2 separate regions of the Mus musculus genome follow, and region 2 is linked to region 1. The links are chromatin loops, found by intact Hi-C in ENCODE. Cell type or tissue: heart. All regions are shown on one strand. Links, peaks and the distances in the headings refer to the core of each region. The heading gives the core; the rest is flanking DNA.

The links. Hi-C counts contacts between places; a loop is a spot of excess contacts. Peaks named below come from ENCODE experiments on the same cell type or tissue, not always from the same donor. Only the 100,000 strongest peaks of a DNase experiment are listed, where the experiment ranks them.
Region 2: it touches region 1 in a loop (16-fold over the local background); 1 of 42 quality-filtered maps calls a loop at or near these places.

What each region holds. Positions count from the first base shown.
Region 1 is chr6:82,650,414-82,657,927 of GRCm38, reverse strand. Pole4 (polymerase (DNA-directed), epsilon 4 (p12 subunit)) reads left to right here and starts at 5,063. Exons shown (of 4, transcript NM_025882.3): 1 at 5,063-5,304; 2 at 5,761-5,845; 3 at 6,450-6,491. The coding sequence starts at 5,089. In heart, for the core only: a CTCF peak has its summit at 4,818; DNase peaks (open chromatin) are centred at 4,977 and 5,287; H3K4me3 peaks cover 1,463 bases; H3K27ac peaks cover 1,223 bases.
Region 2 is chr6:81,919,916-81,927,429 of GRCm38, reverse strand. It overlaps Gcfc2 (GC-rich sequence DNA binding factor 2), which reads right to left and starts at 3,761. Exons shown (of 17, transcript NM_177884.3): 1 at 3,492-3,761; 2 at 1,536-1,664. The coding sequence starts at 3,723. In heart, for the core only: no CTCF peak of the experiment used is centred there; a DNase peak (open chromatin) is centred at 3,759; H3K4me3 peaks cover 1,540 bases; H3K27ac peaks cover 1,268 bases.

The DNA.
Region 1 (7,514 bases), core at 3,395-5,894:
GGAGACCTCAAAGCCTGCCCCTACAGTGACATACTTCCTCCAACAAGGCCACTCCCACTCTAACAAGGTCACACCTCCTAATAGTGCCATTCCTTTTGGCCAAGCATTCAAATATATGAGTCTGTGGAGGCCATACCTATTCAAACCAATACACTTGGGTTGTTTAGGATATTCCCTTTGGCTAATATCTTGAATAGATGTGACCCATTCCCAGCACTGGGCTTTGAGGTTTCAAAAGCCCACGTCATTCCTGTTAGCTGTCTTTCTTCCTCAGGGTTGTTGTCTCAACATGTAAGTTCTTAGCTATTGCCCCAGCACTAAGCCTGCCTGCCTGCTGCCACACTATGGTCATAGAGTAATCCTCTAAATGTGTAAGCAACTCCCAAATAGACCTTTTCTTCCCTATAAGTTTCCTTGGTCATAGTGTCTCTTCACAGCAATAGAAAAATAACTAAGACATGAACCACAAAATGGAAGTCATCACCAAGTTGTTAGAAAGGAGTAACTTATTCTATGTTTTGAAGTGGGGTGTACATGCAGGTTAGAGTCCTAGATTGCTAGATGCATTGTTAGCAGATCTGTGTGCACATAGCCCAAGTCAAGTGAAGTCCAGGCTAAGTTATTCCCTATGCTTGCTTGTACCAGGATGACTTCTTTCTAGCCTGAATCAGGACAAAGACTTATTTGAGCCAGGTTTCCTAACCCTATAGGAAATTACTGAATCATATCAACATGATCAATAAGACCAAATTCTGAACGTAAAGCAAGAACAAGTCTTAGTCAGGTGTGGGTTTGCTGCTGTTTATAGCTCCCACTCTGCTCTCCTTTTTTCTAGAACTCTCTCCCATTTTTTTCCTTTCGATAAAACACAATGTACACTATTATTACTCCCATCTGGTCTCCGAGAGACAGGGTGCTCCACATCCTCCAGCTCTTCCTTCGGTCTACTGCGGAATATTTGGTCTACATGATTGTTGGCTGCCTCATGAGCTCTTTTCACTCGAAACGTTGTGACAGCTTGCTGTCCACAGTGATGGCAGCTAGTGCTATCTTAACAGCAGTGATCTTTCCTTGCTTCACCAAAGATCTGTGTGATGTTGCCCGTCGGGTAGGGATTCTGCTGCCTCTTCCAGAAGCAGCTGAAGCTTCTAATTGCTCTTCTGCAAGTGAACAGAATGATGGTTATACAAACTGACTTCCTGATGATGCCTGCTACCAGGTTCATCTCAGCTTATATGGAGGCTTTCCAGGTAGGCCAAGGCCATCATGGTTGGGCTCATAGGACCCTGAATTTCATAGTGTGTCTCAGTCTAGCTAGCAAGCACGATGGGTGAGACAACTTGCAGTCTCAGCTGGGTATTATATATCTATAATCAGAGTATTTGGGAGGTTGAGACAGGAGGACTGCCACTAATTCCACCTCTCTTTCAAAAACCAAACTGAAATAAAACAACATAAAAGAGAATAAAATTAAAATTAATCTTTGTGAATACCATTCCTCAGAGGGGCCTGGAGAGATGATGCAGCAGTTAAGAGCACTTGTCTCAGAAGACCCAGGCTCAATCTCCAGAATCCATGCTGGGTGGTTCTAAGCAGACCCAATCCTCTGATCTCTTAGGTACACACACACACACACACACACACACAGAAAAACCCTCATAACAACTTACATATTCTCTGGAAATTAAACTTAGCATTAAGAACTAGTTCAAAATAAAAGAGGACAGAAAATTGGGTCATAGTGGAGTGGGAATGGAGCTGGAAGGAGTTAACAGGAGGAGTTTCAGGTGAATGTGCTTAAAATATGCTGTATGGGATTCCCAATGAATTAATGAAGATATTTAAAAATGCTTCTAATTATAAGTAGTAAAAGACTAATACATGATTCTTAAATGTATGCTTATTTGGAAAACAATTCCAAATATTATGTTTGTTGTTGTTTTGTTTGAGGTTGGGTCTTGCTATATAGCACTGGCTGCTCTAGAATTCAGTGTGTAGATCAGGCTAGCCTCAGGGTTGTGGCCATCTTTCAGCACCATCATACTCAGCTCCACGCATCACTTTAGTTTATGACTGCCAAGTTACTGTGACAGAGCTCATTGACAGAGGGCTTGAACCTCACACTCCCCTCTGTTCTCTTCTTATAGACTAGCCACAGTTCCTTTTCTTCACATTACTTCTTGAGAATAAAAAAATCCAATATTGCAGACCACTGAACTGAAAAGTAATCTGCTGGGAATGAGTTAGGATAGCCTTCTGTCCTTCGTGACTGCCATTCAGAGAGGCTCATAAACCATCCCAAGGGCAGCTGGATCCTACAGAGGAGAGCTCAGGACAAGCTGAGTGCTGCCTTCTGAGCAGGGCCGCTGTGAACAAAGGGAGAACGTGACCAAAGGCCTCAGTATACCTTCTAACTGATTTTCAGGGATTTAAAGTTATGAAATGTATTTGCTTTCTATTAAACAAAGTCCATAAGCAAATGTCAAGTTGATTGCTTAAAGCTGAATGCAAAGGCTGGAGCCTGTAACTCCATCACTTGGGAAGCCGAGGCAGGAGGACTGTCACCAGTTCTAGGCTAGCCTGGGCTACAGTCTCATAATACCAGGAAAAAAAAATGATTGTCTAAAACAGTGCAGAAAGGACTAGAGACCCTTAGCAGACATTTTCAGATAATGACTTTTGCCCTCAGATTCTAACATGCCTTCTGAGGCGATTTTAGTTTCAGATGAGCTATTGTTAATGATCCATTGACTCTGTAAATACTTACTGAATACCCAAGTGTTGGGTACTTTATCATAGTCTCAAGACAACGAACAAAACCAGACAGAACACCTCCTTTCAGGAATTTTCAATCTGGGGAAAGTAGGACTAGAGAAGTAAAATGCACAGGGAGAGGCTCCGTGCTACTGTGGGACCAGCACTCTAAAGGACAGGTGTTCAGTAGTATGACTGATTTAACTTCATCTGTGGAGCTTTAGGTGGGAAGAGAAGTTTCCATAATGAAGAGAACCTGGGATCTGAAGTAGATAAAAGCTTTGGGGGAAGAACAAAAGAACTAGAGACCCAGTCTATATGGTCCAGGTGCAGAGAGGACCTGGAGGTGTTACAAAATTGAGAGGGTGGAAGGAGCCCAGTACAGTGATCCTTACAGGTTACATTGGATTTAAATCATTTCAAAGTTGGGGTGAAAAGATTGGAAATCTATGTAATCAATTTCTACGAACAATCAACCAATAAGAATAAAGTTTCTTGGTTTTTTTTTTTCTTTTTTTCTTAAGTACACAGTAGAGAGCACTCAAGACAAAGGTCCTAAGGAAAACTCTGGTACAATGTAACTCATCGCTCCTCCCCTGGAGCTTTTAATTCTGGCCAAAACTCATTTTGTTCCAGTGGGGCCTCTGTGTATAGACCCAGTTAAAGTTTATTGCTTAAATTTGGAAGTAAATGATTTCAGGTTATTATGCAATGAGCCCTTGGCTTCCCCTTATTCCACAGGTACACTGTGGAACAGTCTGTGGCTCACTCATAGCTGTAAATAAAATTACTTACCTGCATCAATAGTACAGGCATTATGACTAAACATTAATATTTATATAAAGCAATTAACTAGGTACACAGTGTTCTTATTATGCCTTATATTAAAAATTTAGTGTGTGTTGGATGCATTTGTTGGTATAAAGGCCCAAGGTCCACAAGCTCACTGATTTGGTTCGGCTAGCTTAGCTGGCCAAAGAACTTAAGCAATCCTGTTCTCTTAGTGCAGAAGTTACAGGAGTTCTATCACACTAGCCTTTTACTGTGTTCTGGTGATTCGAACTCAGGTCCTTGATGAGCAGCATACACTTTACTGAGTTGTCTCTCTTGCCTATTGCGAATATTTGCCACACTTCCATGCCAGATCTCTGGTTCGGTATGAGAACTCATAGGTAAGAAGAGGCAGGGAGAGGCTTCTTGGAGATCCTTTGCAGAGGCCGGCGAGGTCAAAGCGATTTTCTGTTTTAAAGATAGGGCCTTACTATGTCGTCCTCGCTGGCTTGGGAACTCCCTCTGTACACCAGGCTGGTTTCAAAGAGCATGATGTGCTTTTGCTACTTGAGTGCTTATATTAAAGGCGTGCACCACCACACCTGGTAAAAGTTATCTTAATCTTAGTCATTCTCATTCTCTCAAGAAGGTGCAGTGGAATTTTCCATAACTATGCAAAAAAACAGATAGTAAAATGTTGAGAAGCAGCTAGACGATCAAATTGTTTTCTAAAGGAGACATTAATTTTTTTCTCATCAATTTTTGTTTTTGTTTTGTTTTGTTGGTTTTGGTTTTTTCGAGACAGGGTTTCTCTGTGTAGCCCTGGCTGTCCTCGAACTCACTTTGTGGACCAGGCTGGCCTCGAACTCAGAAATCCGCCTGCCTCTGCCTCCCAAGTGCTGGGATTAAAGGCGTGTGCCATCACCGCCCCGCCAATTTTTGTTTTTGAAAAGTTACTTGTCATGATAATGTTTTGCCAACACTACATACTAGTATTTTAAAACATAAACCCTATGCAATTAATGTTCCTAGAGAACACAGTTTTTAGTTTTGTTGTTTTGAGTAAGGAGATCAGTGTTCTGAGCTAACCCTTGTTTGACCAACCACAGACAAAACTTGCTCTCCGTGTCTGCACGCCTTTTTTGCAGTGGTTTCCTCCCACTAAACCGCACTTCCAATTCTGCCCGTCAAACGTCCCATTCCACCTAAAACATGATCCCCGGCGCTGGCCCGGGTCTGTCGCTGCGCGGGGCAGCGTTGTGGGGACACCCACGGGTTCCCCTCCTGTTGGCCTAGAGGTTAAACTCAGCACCTACTGAGGCTCTAGAGAAGCATCCGGACTTCCGGCTCAGCTAGGCCACGCCCGGCCGCTTCCAGGCTGTGGCCGCCCGGAAGAGTACATCAGACCCCGGAGTCAGAGGGGGCGGTTCTGGCGCGCCACGCCTAGTGAGGGTGGGGCCACGCCCACACGGAGAGGCGTGGTCTCTACCCGGCGCGGGAAAGGGGCCGAAATCGCGTGCGCGCGCTCAGTCAGCGACCGCGCGCCACACGTTTCGGGAGGGGATGGCGGCAGCGGCGGCTGCTGGGAGCGGGACGCCCAGAGAGGAAGAGGCTCCCGGAGGGGAGGCAGCGGCTTCGCAGGCCCAAGCCCCGACGAGTGCACCCGGGGGAGTTCGCCTCTCGAGGCTGCCTCTGGCGAGAGTAAAGGCCTTGGTGAAGGCAGACCCTGACGTAACGCTGGCGGGACAGGAAGCCATCTTTATCCTGGCGCGTGCCGCGGTGCGACGGGGAAGCAAGGGCGCCTGGGTCGGGGAAAGGGGCGTGGCATCTAGGGGGCGTGGCGCTAGGGGGCGTGGCGGGCCCTGGTACGCCGACCTGACTTGACTGAGACCTAGGAAGGCCTCTGTGGGCCCCGTTTGAGTTGGTTAGCCACTCTCCTCTTCACGAGGACCCACGCAAATTTAGTTTGCATGGCTCCCACGGCTCACACAGAACTTGAAGGGGATCCTAATGAATGAGTAGGGTGGATTTGGAGATATTAGAGCAGGGGGATTGGAGCTATGGAGAGGGATAGCAGAAGTATTTTCATAAGTTCAGTACAATGGTAGCTTCTAGAACTTTCCTGTGTGGTAGAGTTCCCCCTTTACCCTTCTTGTCCACGTCTACACAGGATTGCTCATCTCAGTGGGCTAGAGTCCACTAATCTCTGCTTGCTTTTTTTTTTTTTTGTTGCAGGAACTGTTCGTGGAGACTATCGCAAAAGATGCCTACTGCTGTGCTCAACAAGGAAAGAGGAAAACTCTCCAGAGGAGAGATTTGGGTAGAGTCGCTGTGGTACCCCAGGGTGGACAGGGGAGCTATGGGCTGGGCTTTCTTATAGCTGTTTCACAAGGCATCATTGAAGCAAGGGGAAATTTGGCTTTTGGTTTATTTGTCTACCTGGTAACCCTTCCACATGTGTAAGCCTTTAGAGACTGTACCTCTCATTCCCTTCTATGCTGCCAAACTCTTTTTCTAGTATCTTTTTTTTTTGTTTTTGTTTTTCGAGACAGGGTTTCTCTGCAGCCCTGGCTGTCCTGGAACTCACTCTGTAGACCAGGCTGGCCTCGAACTCAGAAATTCACCTGCCTCAGTCTCCCAAGTGCTGGGATTAAAGGCGTGCACCACCACGCCCGGCCTTGTTCTAGTGTCTTTAGAGTAGAGAGAAAAGTGAATTTTGGAATAAGACAGGATTGTAGGATGCCTTGAACAGCATTTTCGCTGGCTTTTGAGGTGAGACAGTTAAAAGAATAGTGAGTGTAAAGATGGATCTTAGGACCTCTGGGTTACAGTTTGTAAGTGATGTCATTTGCATAAAATTCCATGTTGGGTCTGATGTCTGAATGGCAAGAGCCAATCAAGTATCCCTTTACCTTGTGTTTCAGATAATGCAATAGAAGCTGTGGATGAATTCGCTTTTCTAGAAGGTGAGTTCACTGCCTGCACAGACTATTTCTCTGTTGATGATGTGAGCTTCAAACCTTATAAAACCTTATAAAACAGATGTGTGGTTTTCCTTTGTATACATGGCAGCAATTCTCCCTGTTTTGATAGAAAAAAAAGGAACATTTTCCATTCTTGGGGAATTAGAAATTCTACAGGGAAATTGCAAGCTTAAAAGAAGAAGGAGGGAGTATATAAATTACCAGTAGAATTGGATTTAGATTTTGAATCCTGTTTATATCTCCAAACTAAATATTAATATTGCTCCTTTATAATGTTAAGAATTAGAAACAATTTGTAACTTTTTTTAAGATTCCTTTTTATTTACGTGTATGTGTGTTTCTATATGCCAAATGTATGTAGGTACCCCCATAAGAGCCAGAAGAGTAGTGTGAGCTGCTAAACATGGGTGCTGTGAACAGGGCTTCTGGAAGAGCAGCAAGCACTTTTTTGTTTTGTTTTTGCTCTATTTGAGACTTGGGTTTCTCTGTGTAGCCCTGGCTCTCCTGGAATTCACTCTGTAGACCAAGCTGGCCTTGAATTCGCAGAGATCCTAGAACTACTTGCCTCTACCTCCAGAGTGCTGGGATTAAAGGTGTGCTTCACAACTGCCTGCTGATGAGCATGAGGTCTTTTTTGTTGTTATTTTTTCGAGACAGGATTTCTCTGTATAGCCCTGGCTGTCCTGGAACTTACTCTGTAGACCAGGCTGGCCTCGAACTCAGAAATCCTCCTGCCTCTGCCTCCCGAGTGCTGGGATTAAAGGCGTGCGCCACTACCGCCCAGCTAGCAAGAGGTCTTAATCACTGAGTCATCTCTCCACCCTCAGTTCCTAACTTAAGACAGGGTCTTATATAGCTCAGACTAGCCTTGAACTCTCACTGTGTAGCTGAGAGTGACCTTGAATTCCTTTTCTGTCTTCACCTCCAAAATGCTAGTAATAATAATGATAAGTCAATACATACATAAATAGGCATATGCCACCTTGTCTGACGCTGAAATATTTT
Region 2 (7,514 bases), core at 2,577-5,076, 730 kb after region 1:
CTCTGCCACAGGGAACATCTCAAGGCAGACAGCCTATCACTGGTTAATTCTCACAGCCAAACACATAACAAATACATTCTTCATACACACACACACACACACGGCTTTGTGCTTGGGTGACAGCCATGTGCCATCATACCTAGCCCTGCCATCTTTAAATAGCACATCTGCTATCTCGATGGTGTATTTGGAGGAATGACAACTCTTTACCGTGGAACTGTCCTGTACTCTGAAGGGAATTTACCACCCACATGCCAACTCTACTCTCTGTGATTATTAGAAATTATGCCACACATTGTTCCCGACTGGCTTCTCCTCAGGAGAGCAGAGCTACCTGCGCTTCAGAACCCTCACACTGTCCCTCACACTGTCCCTCACACTGTCCATCCTCAGAAGCAGTGCTGAGTACTGCAGCCACTAGTCATATCGCACCATATCAACTTAGGTAAAGACTCGGCTCAACAGCTTCTTGCGGCAGTGGCTACTGTACTCATGGTGAAGATATAGACATTCTTCTACCATAACAAAAGTTCTACTGGACAGTGCCGCACCCAGAATTCACCCCAGACTATGTCTGCTTATTACGAAGCTCAATTTTTAAAAAGATCTAATTCACTATTTGCAATTATGAATGTGCATTTGTGCATGTGAGGGGCTGGTGCCTGAGGAGGCCGGAAGCACCAGACTCTGCAGGAGCTGGAGTTCTGAGTGGTTGTGCGCAGGCCGACATGGGTGCTGGGAACTGAGCTACTTTTCTCAAAGGGCTCTTACATGTCACTAGCCTGAAAAAATAAAAATAAAAAAGAGTCTCTACAGAAGGAAACAAGTTATGAACACCTGATTACATTTAAAAGGCCGGAGGAATATTTCTGACTTCATGGGCTATAGAGTAAGGCCCAGGATAACTTCTCCACTTTGCCATCGTAATGCCAAAGCAGACTTAGGTAACTAATATCTGAAAGAGCTTTAATGAGCATTGGGTTAGATTTGGCCCAGAGGTGGTTATGCGCTTAGCTAACAACTGAACTAAGCAATCTTTCTTTAAAAAAGCCTCTTCGAGTCATTATGAGTTACATATGTTATATTGTCCTCCTTCAGGTTTTAGACACGCTACATGTGACATCAGCAACAATCTCAGGATAAATTCTTACCAGCTTCTAGGTGGGAGGGGGAACTACCCAGCAAGCACAGGGGCTCAGAACACACTGCGGAGCAGACTCCCTGATCTGAGCCTTGTCTGGGCTACTTCTAAGCTGTCTGATCTCAGTTATATCATGTAATAAATAATGATATAACTATCTGTTGCATACTTTTTACTGCTTTATCAACAATTAAAATGACTGGTGTATACTGTGCTGATGCGAGAGCTTTTTCATGCCATCCATCACAGGCTCAGGAGGCAGAGGGTGAGTCTGAGGCCAGTTTAGGCTACAGGATGAAACCCAGACCAGCCTGGGGTACAAAGTGAGACCTTGTGGCAAAAAAAGGAAGGAAGCTAGTTAAGTTAGTTATATAAAATTACAAAAATTACCAACCTATGGGTGAAACGTCTCTTTCTTCCAGAGAGCAAGAGCTATCAGAGGACGGACTCCGATCACCCTTACTTCCTGTCAAGGTATGTGTTCCTTCCTCTTCATCCGTTGAGAGCTCAGCTGTTCTGCATTCTAAGAGGATACCGATGGAAGCAAGAAAGAGTCAAAATATTTGAATCAATAACCAAAATAAACATGTTCATAAGATGTCCTCTTAATTCCAGACTACATGAAGCTCAAAAAGATTGGTGCAAATAAACATTTAAAGGAGAGTCTGAGAGGTGAATCAGAGGTCAAGAACACACACTGTCCTTGCAGAAGACATGAGTCTGGTTCCCAGCATCTGTGTCAGGCAATTCACAGCTACCTGAAACTCCAGCTCCTGGGGATCTGACACATCTGGTCTCTGTGGTCACTGTACTCACACATGGACATACACAAAAATGAAAATACATCTCTAAAACACAGAATAAAATATGGAAAAAAATAAAGCCACCGCTCACGTCTTAGCTACTGCTGTGAGAGACAACCTCTGCCTCCAACCAAGGCAAAGCACGGTCTCCAGTTATCCTTCACAGCCCTCGGGGTCTCGTGAGGTGATGTGTGCACTCAAAACCACTTTGATTGTAACAGACACACGTTACTTGTTCTTTTCTCTGGGTTGACATTGTAGTAAGGTACAAGTGTGGTGGGTAAAAGCGCTCGCCTCAGCACAAAGGCAGTGACATCAGCTCGTACACAGTCATTGTATTCTTCACCACACACCAAGAAAGGGAAAAGAAAGCCATTTTCATTCACGTTTGTTGATGAAGCAATGCAAATTATTAATTTTGTAAAACTTTGAGCCGAGTACCACTATCTTAAGGATAGTGGTAACAAAAGAAAAATAATCTATAGAAACCTGGGCTATTTGGGACCTCTATTTTTAAGAGTTACAAAGAGAGTTCAAAGGCCAAAGAAATTTGAGAACCACTGATCTAGGAGGGAAGAGAAGTACTTACTTAACTCAAGGTAAACAGATGACCGGCATACTTTGTTACAAATACAAAAAAGATCAATCAAACTTTAGATGAACCGGGCCCCTGACATTGACTAAGAAATCAGTAAGATCCCAAGCCTTGAAGTCATTATTTTAAGTGCTATACGCTGGGCACAGAAAGACAGATATGTTAAGCTCTCATTAATATGTAGAATCCAAACAATTTGAAGGAAATCACAGACACTGAATAGAATGGTGGTTAATATGAGCCAATGTGGGAATGTATGTTGGCAAAGGTTACAAAATTTTACAAGAATAAGTTTAGTGTATCTATTGTACAACACAGTGATCTTCCTACACTGTGTGTGTCTGCTGCCTGACAGGGTTAGGGGAGGAGTTCCAATGTCCCAGAGTTACAGACGGTCCTGAACCACCAAGTTGGTGCTAGACACTGAACTCGGGTCCTCTAAGAGTAACCAGTGCTCTTAACTGCTGACTGGCTTCGCCAGCCCTCAAATGACTTGGTATTTGATCACATGAATGGAACGGTCCTTAGTGTCACCAATCTCAGTCACAGCACCTCGTTTTACATTATTTTTAATCTACTTTTTGTTGTTGTTGCAGATGACTGATTTTAAAAATGACAACGTTCCAAACCCTGTCCTTATTCTTTTAGTCACTGTCTGGTGTTCTTAGAAAACTGTTAGACAAGCTCCCAAAGGCTCACACGACTTTCATCCACATTTAACAGCTAACAGCACGAGGAGTCGTTCAGGACCTCTCTGAGGATTTGGGTTCAGTGTGTGCACACCAATGGCTGTATGCTCTAGTCGGTGCGGGTCACCTGAGGATGCAAACTGCAAAGTGCCACCAAGATCTATGGGAGGCTTCGGGCAACCCCGGCATTGAGCAATGCGGGTGCAGACGGCCATAGAGGCCTCTGGATCTGAGCAACGGAGCCCTTTCCACCCCTCGGTCACCTGCTCCGCCGTCCCCGCGGGGAGCAGCTCCCGGGCTGCGGCGGGAACTCGCCCAGACCCGACCTCGGCCCCGGGCGCTGCGGGCCCCGCGCGGCCGCTCCGCTCCCTCTGTTCGGCCGCCGGCAGACGCCGGCTCCTCCGCACTCTGCTCCTTCGCGCCGTCGCTATCGCTATCGCTATCGCTGGACTCGACCTGGCGCCGCCTGAAAGTCCTCTGGGGCCTGAGAGCCATGTTCCAAGTAGGATTGGCGCGTCTCCTTAAGGCTAGGTGTCCGGCGCCTGCGCAGTCGCGCGTCTCGAGATGCGCATGCGTGTTTGTGAGAGCTCCGCCTGGTGCAGCAGGGTTCGGTACCCAATGGTCTGAATTGGCCGAGCTGAGCTGCCTTTTTAGTGGGACAGATAATAACTGGCCAAACATTCTCGCAGTTTATGTTCGAAGCCCGGGAGATTACCTGCACATCTCACCCAGAACAGACAGAAGTGGAGGGATAAACAATGAAATTAAGCATAAATGATAAGAGCATAAATGACCTGAGGCCTGTGGCTGAGATTTCTCCACTGCATTCTGTTCACTTAAGGTTTCCACAAATGTATTTAAAATGCTTTGGCTTATAACTCCATTCTCTCTCTCCTCTCTCTCTCTCTCTCTCTCTCTCTCTCTCTCTCTCTCATATGCTCTCTCTCTCTCCTTTCTTCTTTCAAACTAACACTTCCCACATTGACCATGGAATTCGCAAAGGCAGAAATCTGTTTATAGGCCATGGGCACATATTTGGCTCCAAAATTGTATTCCCTTTGGGGTAAGAACTACGTTGGGTCCCAGGCAATCTAGAGAGAGTGAAACCTTGGTCTCTCAGAGCTGTGATGAGAGTTTGCAGTTGCTTCCATAAGCATCAGGTTCCATGCCTGCAACCTTTGGGCTCCAGGCTTTAACACCTGCAGCACACCTCACCCCGTCTCCAGCGTACTATTCCTTTATTGTTTCCTTATTTGTTGGTTGGTTTTCAAGAAGACTTCAGTTACCATCAAAACATTTCATGTGACTACATAAAGTTGGGTGCATACAGCTACCAAATACTGTTGTTGGGACTAGAATCAGAAACATTTAACACAGGCTCGTGGCATTGAAAACCTGGTCCCCAGATTGTGGCACTGTGGGACAGTTGTAGAACCTTTGGGACTATGGGTTAATTCGCAAAAATGGCTCTCCAGAGGCAGGCCTTGCAGGTGATGGATACATCTCCCTCTGGCCAGAGCTCTCAGCTTCCTGGTTGGCCAAGGTGTGGAGTTACTGATTGACAATGTTCGGCCACTGCTGACCAAGCCATTGGCCTTGCCAATCCGACCATGATGGAGGGAGGGTGCCGACAGAACTGTGAGTCAAGTAAACCCCTCCTCACTTAAGATGCTTCTGCCAGGTTCTTTGTCATGGTGACATGAGAAAAATAACCAAGATAGTTTTCTTTTCACCCTATTTAGTTTAATTCTTTTTACATATATTTAGTGTGTGTATGTGTGTGTGTGTGTGTGTGTGTGAGAGAGAGAGAGAGAGAGAGAGAGAGAGAGAGAGAGAGAGAGAGAGAAAGAATATGGCTAAGATAAGAAGACAGCTATTTGGAATCAGCTCTTTCCTTCCACTGTGTAAGCTGGTCACTAGGCCAAACAAGTATCTTTACCAGCCAAGCTATCTTACCAACCCTTTTATTTATTGATTTATTTATTTAATTCTATTTTTTTAACCTACTTATAAATTTACATTATTTGCTCACAATTGTTATACCCATAAGACTATAACAAGTATAGCTGAGTGTTTTCCTTCCAAAGTCATACATACTATGCATGCCTATTTTAATTTGGAAATATTATTTATTCTGTAATATTTGTATATATTTCTCCAACAAAGCTCCTTTAAAATTAATATTAAATATTAAAATATATATATTGAGACAGGGTTTCTCTATATAGCCCTGGCTGTCCTGGAACTCACTCTGTAGACCAGGCTGGCCTTGAACTCAGAAATCTGCCTGCCTCTTAAGTATATATTTTTTAAAGAACTAAAATTGTTATACCAAAATTTAGATTGTTTGGATTTTGATCCTTTGTGATCTTAGACTTGAGAGGCCTTATCTTTGGAGATTTTCTACATTAAACTTAGGCATTCAAGAGTGTGTCAGTCGGACTTCTGTTGCTGTTACAAACCTTGTGAATGAGGAAGTTTCATTGCTATTATTGGCTGCCTAGACAGACAAAGAGATCAGAATTCCTCTCTGAATGGCTGGGAAATGATTCAAGTTAGATGGGAAAGGAGAATGGGATTAACATTTTTCTCCTCTTCTATCTTTTCTTTCCTTTCTATCTTCTTTGTTTGGGGGGAGTATCAATTAGCCCAGGCTGTTCTTAAACTTGCTATGCAAACAAGGCTGACCTTGAACTCGTGAATGTTTGTCTTACAGGCCTATGCCATCACACCCAACTTCTTCCTGTCTGTGTTGAGGTAAGGACAGCATCTGAGCAGGGCTTGGCACTGGCTGCTAATACCTCAGGAGAGGTGTCACCTCCAACTAGGATGGATTTGCTTTAAGATAGGGTCTAATTATGTAGCCCAGGCTTGCCTCCAAGTCATGGTACTGTTCCTACTTCAGTTTCTCAAGTGCCAGGACTACAGGTGTGAGCCTGCATACCCACCAAGCTCAAGTTGTTTAACTGCCCTGAGCTCCAGCGACATCAGAGGAACAAATTAAATACCCTTTAGCTCTAAAATATGAAGCCATAGGATGTTTGTTCCTCCCTGACCCCTGAGTATTCTATCTCCATGATGACCACGAGGCTTGTGATACTGCGAAAATTCCCCATTCATCTCAGAAAAGATCAAATCAGAGGACAGAGAGACCAACTGAGACCAGCCGAGGAAGGTTCTTTCCTAGTCCTGTAGCTCATGGTTACCAGGGCCACCGTTAGCTATGACCCAAATACCCCAGAGGCAGCTGCTTTTCTGTAATCTCCCCTAAAACAGCTCCCTAATGTGCTGACTCATGGCGAGAAGAGCTGGACACATAAAGGTGGCAGGGGCCGCACTGCAGCTGTCCCCCAGCTACTGTTTGTCCCCAGGATGCTCTCTGATTAGAAAATGCTTTTTCCATGCAGACAGTCACTGCTTCAAGGCACCACTACCACTTAGAACCTCGAAGCATGAACTGGACCAATGTCACAGAAGCTAAGCTGGTGTGAAGGCACCTCAGGCACACAGGAAGCAGGCACTTCATAAAGGAAGAGGCTGCAGGAGGTGCTTGCAATCAGCCCTTTTGTTTACCATGTGTAACTTTAATTTTTCCAAACCTTACTTTTAATGATGATTCCTAAACACTTTAACCTCCCTTGTAGCCCACCACCCACCAGAGGTAGTGGGAAAGAAAGGATATGGGGGAAGTGGACCTGTTTAGAATGGAACAATTCCCATCTGTGTTGTCTGCAAATCGGCAGTTCAGTTCACAGGTTAGCAGGCAGCAGCAGCTTGATCCACTCAAAAACACTTCACAGATACACCAGCAGTCCCGTTCAGGAGAATCAGATAAGCAACAACGGTGACGTGACCTAGCAGGGACAGTCAAGCCTCAGCTTCTGCTTCAGTCAGCGGGAGGGACGGGCAGGAACACCAGGAGTAGTTCTTGGCTGTGCCCCTCTTAGGGAAGCAGAGATCATCGAAGACTTGAGACCCATACTTGTTGCACAGCTAACTGTACCAGCAAGCCAATCTCTGTCTCCGTCACTCCATGGAGTCCTATTTATTTATACCCTCCAAATAATCATGTGTCCTCCACGTGCCTTGCCTCAGCACCGGTCTTGCCTCAGCTCGAGCATCCAATCAGCCTGAGTCCCTTGAAGACCTGACAAATGCAGCCCAATTATGCAATGCAAGGCAGACCCGTACATGTGTTCTTATTTGTACTTGCTTTAGCAGAGCATCCTCTCTCCTGTGTCTGCTTCAGTGAAACGTTCCTTCATGAGTCTGCCTTAGTCTTTCAC